Regions from separate parts of the Homo sapiens genome. Here region 1 is linked to region 2. The links are chromatin loops, found by intact Hi-C in ENCODE. Cell type or tissue: heart left ventricle. All regions are shown on one strand.

Region 1 (5,000 bases), 200 kb after region 2:
TAGTAAGCACTTGCACATTGAAGCTTTTCCTTCTAAACTCAACCATCAGATAAAGAAGCTCAGTCTGTGCTGTTGGGAAAAGAGGCCACATGGAGAACTGAGATACCTAAGCCCATAGCCAACACCAAAGCCCCAAACATGTAATTGACCCATTTTATCTTCTAGTCCCAGATGGGCCATCCCAAGGAGCACCATGTGGGACAGAGATAAGCCATCCCACTGAACCTTGCCCAAATTCCTGATCCATGAAACAATAAGTAATAAAGTCATTGTTTCAAGTCACTAAGTTTTGGAGTGGTTTACTAGGCAGTGAAAACAGATCATTGATATGACTTTCCCAAGATATGTGCTGAATGATTGCTCATTAGGTATTTTCCTACTCATTTCCCCACCTCCCTAGGGACAGCTGTGCTCCTGCCTCTCTTCATCCCTCCGTGCCACTGTCTCCTGGAGAATGAGGGCTCAGGAAATGAAAAAGCAGAACAAAGAGGGGCTTCCCCAGTAACTCATGGTACCCCTTGGTCCTTCCAAGCAATTCATGATAACAGGGTAGACATTATAAAACAAGGAGGCCAAATCTTTTTTGAAAGAAAAGGCTCCTTTTCACTGCCAGAGGTTCTGAGCTAATCAAACATGTTGAGAACTGCCCTTGATCATCCTAAGTGGAGAAAGGGCCTTCAGGCCTTGAAGTGAGCAGAGAAGAGGGTGTCTTTTCCAGCTACACGTCCCAGCCGGGGATATTCACAAACCGTAAAGGGAAGTGGGGAACAAGGGAATAGAGCAGTCTGGAGGCGGGAAGGACATGAATTGGTTGGGAGCTAGACCTCCAAGGAGGTGGTGGATTGCTTTTGGAAAGAAGGAAATTTTAATTAAAAGGAAAACATGGGAGGGGTCTAATCAATTAGCAGATAGATGCTTTTCCAGTAAATACAATCAATACATGCTTCTTTATCTTCTGACTTGAACAGCTTAGGACAGGAGCAATATCTTAATCATCTTTGATAGCTGGTACCCAGCACAGGACTGGCACAGTAGGATGCTCAAAGTCACAGTGACCTCAGGCCGGTCATTTCACCTCTTGTCTTTGCTTCCTCAACTGGAAAATGAGGGCACTGAATAGGTGTTCCCCAAAGCTCTCCTGATCATCCACAGAGAAAGGAGCAGGCTGGTGTTTTATTTTATGTGTTATGCTGGCAATGGCCTGGTTTCTCTCCCAGCACACTGACAGGTTGAACTAGAAAGAAGATGGAGGGAAGGCCAAAGATTAACCCCTTCCTTCCTGGTGGCGTCCCCAGGATTGAGGCCCAGGGAGGAAGAGGCTGAGACTGCCGAGCCTTGGCTGGGACCTGTCACCAACAGCATAAAATGTGGGCTCTCCTCAGCGTGGGAGAGGAAAGGAGGCAGGTGGAGCCGGAGCTGGGACAGGGATGTAACACAAATATCCCAAGCAGCTGAGATAACAAGAACCTATTGAGGAAAGAGGCATGTCAGAGGAAATGAAACCAACCAGCCCATAAATGAAAAAGTTCCTAGGAAAAGTCTTTCTGAAAGTGGGGGGGGGGGGCGAGGAATGAGAGGGCAAAATAGTGAGACTCAAAGCCCCCAAAATCAAATGGAAAAACATTGCAAATGCATGGCAAAGAATGTGGGGAGAAATAAATGATTTCACCCAGTGGTGGCAGGTCACAAACCTGTATCAGCAATGGTAGGGAGAGATCAGAAGAAAGCTATGCAGGTGGGCAGGTCCAAGGACTGAAGAGAAACAGGGCAATAGAACCAATGTCTCAGATTTCCTCTGCAGAGTGGTCCTGCAAGGTGAAGGCAGGGCATTCTAGACATAAGAGTTTGAAGTCGCAATTGTGATTTATATTCTGCCTAGTGTTTTATGCTTTATTTCATTTTATTTTTATAGTTGCTTTGGGAAATCAGAAGAGCAGGTGTCAGCACCTCATTTACTGATGAGGGAATGAGATCCTAAAGCGATTAAGGGACTCACTAAGGGCACTGAGCAGCCGGGAACACTGGGGAGTAGAATGTGGAATGACCATCAGGGGACCTCCAGCATCTGCTCTGAGGTCTGCTCACAAATTCACCACTTAAAAAAAAAGCATCATATTTTTGATATACTGAAATAAATCTACTCACACAACCTGCCTTTCCCTAAGAATATAATTTCTCACAAAACTAAAATGTATGTGCAATATTTCTATGAGTGGGAAACAAACTAGATGTTGCGAACCGTCGTGAGAGAGGCCATGATAGAAACACAATTTTAAGGAGAAGAGTTCGAAAACTGTCTTGTGCAATTGAGAAAGAGCAGTTAAAATGAAAACTCCATTCTTTGCTCCCTAAACGACTCCCTCAGAAAGAGTCAGTACATAATTGTGTGCCGGGGAAACTATTTTAATTCCGACCCTATCTTAAATGGTTTCTCTTAGAAGGGCTTATGATAACTGCGCTGTCTCAGAATTGCAGCGATTCCCAGCTCTTCCTTAATTGGGGTTGAGTCTTTATTCAGGCACTCAATCCAGCTGCTTGGCTGGGTTTTCATCAGGAAACAAGCTGCTGTATTTGGGGCTGTAATCCCTATCTGAACACACCAAAGGCAGTGAGCTGTGGTGGCTTTCAGTGTAAGAAAGAGAGCAGAGAAGTAGACTCCACCACCACTCAGCTCGATTTGCAGGAGAGGGAGGGGAGAATTAGGACAGAATTAGAATCAGGACTGCTGAGTCCTTTGGAGTCCAGGACGGGGGCTGCCAGCAAGAGAAGGTGCAAGTCAACATGTGCTAAGGCCCAAATGAGCCTTAGCACTTGGCTGGGCCCCACAAAGGTCCTGACAGCAGGGACTACGTGGTACTTACCATGCAAAGATGACTCACACTACAAGGTCAAATAGGAGGATTTCCACAGCACAGACACTAAGGAACTAAGGGATTCAGAGAGGGCTGCATATCAGAGGGGGCTAGGAAGTGCCCATGGAGAAGTCTGGGCAGTGTCCGCGGAGGAAGGCTGGTTGGACGTGTTCCCTGAACAGGGTAGAGAAAAGCAGGAAGGAAATCCCAAGGTAGAGATGGGACGGAAGAATGCTGGGTGTGTGTGGGAAACACTGGGGAGGTCAGTCCTGCTGATAGTGGTGAGTGCTGATGTAGAAGACATATGCTTAGAAGGGGCCTTTGGAATATATTGTGGGAAGCTCAGGGAGAGAGCACTGCCCTCAAAGCCAGCACTGAATCAGGAAGCTGAAGTGTTTCCAACTTTGTCACCACTGGCCATGTGCTCAGTCAAGCTATTTTTTCTCTCTCTGTCTTTCTGGGCCTCAGTTCTATTATTTCTGTAAGAAGGCGGTTAAGAAGACCATCACAATAGCTAATATGACTTATGTTCTCACAGTGAGCCAGGCCTTGCTCTAACATACGTTCACTCACTCCATCCTTAAACCACTGAGGAGGAGGACCTGGGATTATCCCCATTTTACAGATGAGAAAACTGAGACACAGAGAATTAAGTAACTTCTCCCATGATGCAAAGCTTATCAAGTGGAAGAGCTGGGACACAAAAAATCCTACATTCCTCTAGAGCTTGTGTTTTTCTTAACCACTACTCAATGCTGCCTCTTCAAAGTCCTCCCAAACCAGCATGCAAGTGTAAAGTTAAAATGAGCTGTCATCTGCAAAAGTAGGACACGTGACCCTTTTTCCCAAAATGACAAAGTAATGCCTTCCTCCTGTAGCCTGGGCTCACCCCAGACTCCTAATGACCCAGAAGAAAAAGTCACCTGGCTGAGCCCTGAGGCTGGGCCTGCCAGGGGCAGGTGTGTGTGTGTGTGTGTGTGTGTGTGTGTGTGTGTGGTGGGGGGACATTTAGCGATTGTCACTCCAGCCCCTGCAGCATATCTGTTTCAACAATGGCTGCTTATGACATGCTTGGCTTCTGTCCTTGTCATTATTGTGTGCTCCAGTTATGATATGTGTGCTCCAAGAATGATCTGAGGAATAATAATTGAAAGCTATTATTAATACGAACAAAGGCAATAGTAATAGGGATCATGATTGAAGAGCCCTCCAAGGAAGACATGGGTCACAGAACACAGAATTATAAAACACTGTGGTTGGAAGGTTGCTTAGAGATCATCCATCTCAGCCCCCTGATACTACTGATGAGATTGGACTTGAAGAGGCTAAGTCTGCTGCCTGAAGGCACTCAGCTTGTGGCACCAGCTCTGACCAGGACCCACATTTCCTGAATCTATTTACTAAAGATCGTGCTAGAAAAGGCAGGCGTCTCCTTTTCCAGTTCTAGCAGAGTGATTTTTGCATTCTGGGACACCCGCTACAATTCCTAGGACACACAGGGTTGCTGGGTTGGAAAGTGGGAGGTTTGGAGCTATGGCTCCATAAACTGAGAGGGGCCTCATGCCTTCCTCTTATTCATATTTCAGTCTACAGAAAGTTAAAAGAAGTCAAAGCACCAAGCTTTGAACACTCAATTCTCATGCATTTCTGTCCAGAGTCTAGAGCCGTTTTCAAGTTTTGACCATCACCTAGAAGGGGGGCTACAGCACTCAGAGTCTAAGGGCCTTTCCAGCTCTTGGCCTACCAGGGACCCCAAACTGCACAAGGATGGTTTTCAATGCATTTCTTAAGACTGAAGATCCATTGCTTTGTGCTGGGCCCAGAAAAGACCTTCTCCATCAACAAAAAGACTGCATTTACCCTGGCCCAATCAGTAGTCATGTGGCCTAGGCATATCAGTCCAAATTTCTGTGTCCCACTTTCAACAACTGCACAATAAATGGACTTTAAAAATGAATGCCATCTTCCCCAGGCTCCAGGAAGCGCTCGGGGCCTCACTGCTCTGGGTGCAATCTGTCTCGCTGGGGAGTCCCGATCACCAGCCCCTGCCAGCCAAGGAGGCGCCAGCCCCAGATGAATACCTAGAGAGGGACTAATCCTGAAAACTATATAGCATGTGCTGAAATTTAAGTAACTTCTTCCTAGGTT
Region 2 (5,000 bases):
CTCTTATGCAAAAAGTTTTCAAATAATTTGTGCAGTTATTCTTAAGGAGATAGAGCATAAATCCCACTTCTGAAGTGTAGACTGTACCTAGTGCCTTCCTTCCAAAGAGTGTGCAAAGAGAGAAAAAAAAGTAACTTCATAGTGAAGAAACCTAGCAAACACCTTCAGTCAGGTGATCAAGGTTAATATCCAGTGGTAAGTCATACTGACAGCATGTACCTTTGATACGAAAAATGGCAGTTTACCTCTGTGTGAACCCATAACCTTAGTCTAACGGTGTGAAAACCTCAGGACAATCCCAGCCAAGGAGCATTCTACAAAATACCTGACAGCATTCCTCAAATTTGTCAAGGTCATCAAAAACAAGGAAAATCTGATAAACTGTTAGAGCCGAGAGACTCCTAAGGAGACGCAACAACTAAATGAACTGTAGTGTTGTGGAAGTAATCTTGCAACAGGAAAATGACATGAGGTAAATACAAAGAACATCTGAGTAAAGTACAAACTTTCATTAAATATAATGTGTCAATATTGGCTTATTAATTGCAACAAATGCACCTTACTAATGTTAAGCTATTATTATTAGAGGAACGTGGTGTGTGTGTGTGTGTGTGTGTGTGTAGGGGGTTAATAGGAACTCTCTATTCTACTTTTGCAATTTTTTATAAATTTAAAGCTATTCTAAAACAGAAGGTTTACTTAAAACAAAAGCCAGTGTAGAGCAATATGCTTTGCATATTCGCTCTTGTATTTTTTAAAAGGAATAATAAGAGACAGAAAATAAACCTCTCTGGAAAAAATACGCAAAACTAGAAAGGAACTGAATACATAAGGCTTTTTACAGTATTCCCTTTTGTATATTCTGAATATTATTCTGTGGGGATATATTATCTATTGTGTAAAAGTTACATGTGAAAATTAATAAAGATCTCAATTAAAAAACCATCCCTTATACTGGCACAAAGAGAGAGGTAATGACCTCAGAGACTCCGTACAGACTCAGGGTTGTGAACCTAACTGTGGTACTCCAATCCAGTGGACTCTCACAGATGAGAGGGTAACTAGGAAGATGTGTCCATATGGCAGGTGCTTTACGCAAAAGAAAATCAGCACAGAGAGTAAGTTGTCAGAAAAGGTCACAGAGCTTCAGAGCTTTCATGAGATCAAGACATATAGGCCTGAGCATCTGGAGAAGGGAGTTGAGGGACCAGAGGGAAGGAGCAAGGTGAGATTTAAAACAACCAGACTACAGCCAGTGCAGCTGGTCCAGATGGTCCCTACCTGTTCAAGCTTCCTCAGGCTCCTGTCCCCAGGAAGGGATGTGATGAGAGTGTTAATTGAAAATAAGGACTTGGATGCAGAAAAAGAAAATGCCTCAAACCTTTGCTCAGTCCTTAACCCAGGGGGCTGTGAGAGGCATTAAGGGAGTTTCATGGGCTTCTTTTGTTTATTGTTTTATATGTACAGAAAGATTTCTATTCCTTTTGTATTACTATTCTTTCTGTTGAACTAGTTTTCCATTTTATGTGCTCCAGCCTAAGAAGCCCTAGTTTGGAGAATTCTGCAGACAGTCATATTCCTTTCACTATCCACACCGTATATTTGGGCCCTGATTAATTAAGTACTCAACTACATCTGTGCACTTTCCTGCATTGTTCTCTAGAGAAAGCAAAGTGTGAGTCTGGTGCCCTAGACATAATCAACAAACTCCTTGGGGAGGAAGCGTGTCTTGTACATCTCGTACATCCTGCAGCCAGCTCAGGGGTGGGTTAACAACTATTTCATTATTCTAGATCAACCTCTTCTCGGTCGGTTCCCCAACTTCTGTGTTAATGTTGTATCTTATAGCTGAGCAGAGCACACAATTTATTGTCCCCAAACAGGACATTGAAAATGAAAGTGTGATGGTATTAATAATACTGTAGGACATCAGGCATAAACTCGGATTGTCCTAGGACAAACCAGAATGTAGGTCGAGCCCATGTGTAACATTTACTGTGCCCAGGGGAGGAGTACAAAAGGAGGCCCATCTATCACGTCTAAATATGTAAAAGCTCTATAGGAAGCTAAGGAAGTATTAAATAAATATGTACTGTCCTCCTGCCACAATATGGTGGCTTGTGGTAAGCTGGCTGTAGTCCCAGCCTCCGGCCCCATGATCCTGGGTTACCCCCTCTCTTTTTCCTCCCCAGGCATCTTCCCACGTCATGGAGGGCCTGGCAGGCTCATGTGTAGACAAACTGGCTCACATTCCAAGCTCTGTTTTGGCTCCCCTGAAATAGCTGCTCCATGGCCACCCACTGAGTGGGAGGCAGGGTCCTTCCTTGGGAAAGGAATTTTGGGGTACCATGTACCCAGAATATAGTCTAGAAGGTGGAGCGCCAGCTCTGGATGGACATGACCCTATAATCTGGTAGGTTGCTCATGCTCTGGGGAAGGGCATGACCAGAGGAGGGCCAGAGTGGTACCTCCAGATTGTGGGACCCATCAGAGAACTCCTTTTGCCTGATGTTATGAACTTAGTGGTATCCCCCCAAAATCCATAGGTTGAAGCTATAATCCTCAAAGGGGTTATAATAAAAAATAGGGCCTTTAATGGGGTAATTTTAAAAAGTTAAATGAGGTCATAAGAATGGAGCCCTAATCCCATGGGACTGATGTCCTTACAGCAAGAGGAAAAGATACCAGAGATTCATACTCCCTCTCTCTCTTTTTCTCTCTCTACACATGTACAGAGAAAAGGCCATGTTAGGACATAGCCAGAGGTGGCTATTTATGAACCAAGGAGAGAGGTCAGCAGAACCTAACCCTGCTGATACCTTGATCCTGGGCTTCCTTCCAGCCTTCACAACTGTGAGAAAACACATTTCTGTTGTTTAAGGTCCCTTGTGTGTGGTGTTTTGTTATGGCTGCCTAAGGAAATTAATGCAACTGGGAATAAGTATGGTCCTGTGCATCGTCACGTTGATTTTAAATGGGCTCTGAGTGCCTTCCAAGTGTTATGAAACTGAGAGAAAGGGCCCTTGAAAAGGAAGGCATAGATCAAGAAAAGAAGGGTGAGAGGTAAAGAAAAAAGGCCATAGGTTCTGGAGCACAGTACATTGTCAGGAAGATTGGGGCCCATGGAGCCTCCTTCATTCATTCCTGCATTCATTTAACAAGCATGTGCTACATTCCCACTTGTGCCAGGCATTGTGCAGGGCAGTGGAAATGCAGTTTGAAGTATTAGGTTGCTGTTAAAAAAAAAATGGCAAGAACTGAAATTACCTTTGCACCAACCTAATAGAAAAGGCCTCTGCTCTGTATGGACCTGCTTTCTAGTGGGATTCACTGGGTGGTGCGGTCAGGATGGCCCAGTAAGTCCTACAGAGGTGGATGAGCAGTGTCCTTTTGGAAAAGCGTGCTGGTCCAGGATCCCTTAACCTCATTCCCCAAATGTTCATCTCAGAGGGTGACCCAAGGTCGCAGGAGGTCCCTTTGTTGCCTTGGTGATCACTTTTCCCTGGGCACCTGGGGCAGTTGGAGGAGGATGGGTGTGATAAGCCCTTCCAACATCTGAGCTCAGCTGGGCCCCAGATGTGTCTCCGGGTAAAGGAGTAGGACTGGGAGGTCACAGAGAGGTGAGCTCAGACAGGCTGTAATTCTTGGCTCTGGGTGTGAAAAGGTCGGTCAAGGCAGCAGCACCTCAGAGGGCAGGTGTGGGATTCCTGAAGGTCCTGAGGTGGGCATAGCCAGCTCCCAACCCCCTACCTGTCAGAAGGTCACTGGACTAGACATTTCCTGGACTCGCTGGCTACTTAATCCACCTGGGATCAGTTAGCCTTGATTTCCCACCAGCCTAAGAAGGGTGTTTCAGCACTTTCTTGCTTTATTTCAAAAGGAAACAAAGGAAAAATCGGGCTTTCCTCCTCCTCATCCCCCTCTTCACCTCCTCTCCAAACAGAAGTGGATCTAGTTTCTCAAGCTTAGCTCAGTATCTCACACATGGCATTATTCTGAGTCTGGATTTTTGGTACCATGTGGTTCTCAGGGCCTCCAAATAAAGTCAATCTGATTAGCACTGATCACCCAAATAATAAAAAAATTAGTACTTGTTTACTTTTTTAGGGAGGAATTCTCTTTATTTTCCCCCATCCCACATCTTTTTAATTGTCAGCTCTTTTAAAAATTATAAAAGTGCCAGTTGGCCATCTATCAGAACATGCCTCTGGGTTTTCATGGTGTGGAAATTAGAAGTAAAAAACCTAAATATTTTCAACTGCTGCTTCCAAGTGAGGGAACGGAAGAATAATATGTTCCACTCACACCTCAGCCATGAGACCAGCTTTCAGAGGTTCTGGATACTGCTTTGAAATCCTCTTTGAAAATTTTAATCAAGCAAATCTCCCAGTTAAAATGATACGGAAAAAAATTCAAAATACTAAAAGAAGAGTCAATCTTATATTTTACAGTCAACTTTGCCTGGAAGGATGAGTGGCAACCTATGATTCTGAATGGTGTGGTCATCACTTGTGTTCATTTTTATTCTGTCTGTCATCTGTCTGTTGTCCTCAATTCTTTGAGTTTATCAAGTAACAATCGCCTTCCAGTCTTAAAAGGATCAGTGTAAAAAGGGCTATGCAAATGAAGGAAATTCTGCTTCTGAAATGGAGGAAAAGATTGGTGTGAGTTAATATATCAACTTACTAGACTGAAAAGGCCTTTTCCACTTTTCTCAGGAGACTTTCACACTCCTGTGTCCATCACTGCACCCCCTATTTATGTCTGCTCCATGGGACCCACAAAGTCTTTCTCCTGCACGTTCTTGGAGAGTCTTAGGCCCCAACATTTAGCCTTCAATCTTCAAGTGGCCTCCATCCAAGATCCCCACCCTCATATCTGGTCCCCACCCAGTCCCTGGATCTAAAATTAGCCAATGTCCCTGTGTGCACCAGTCTGGTCTTTCTGGCTCTTCACTCACTCATTGGGTTGGGTTCTTGGCTGGTGATGCAGGAAGCCTT

What was found. Hi-C counts contacts between places; a loop is a spot of excess contacts. Peaks named below come from ENCODE experiments on the same cell type or tissue, not always from the same donor. Only the 100,000 strongest peaks of a DNase experiment are listed, where the experiment ranks them.
Region 1: it touches region 2 in a loop (2.2-fold over the local background); 2 of 110 quality-filtered maps call a loop at or near these places.

What each region holds. Positions count from the first base shown.
Region 1 is chr2:217,073,235-217,078,234 of GRCh38, reverse strand. No RefSeq gene overlaps it. Among named protein-coding and RNA genes, the nearest start is that of TESHL, 200 kb to the right of the region's middle. In heart left ventricle, no CTCF peak of the experiment used is centred here; a DNase peak (open chromatin) is centred at 2,814; H3K27ac peaks cover 1,922 bases.
Region 2 is chr2:217,271,983-217,276,982 of GRCh38, reverse strand. No RefSeq gene overlaps it. Among named protein-coding and RNA genes, the nearest start is that of DIRC3-AS1, 8.2 kb to the left of the region's middle. In heart left ventricle, no CTCF peak of the experiment used is centred here; no DNase peak of the experiment used is centred here.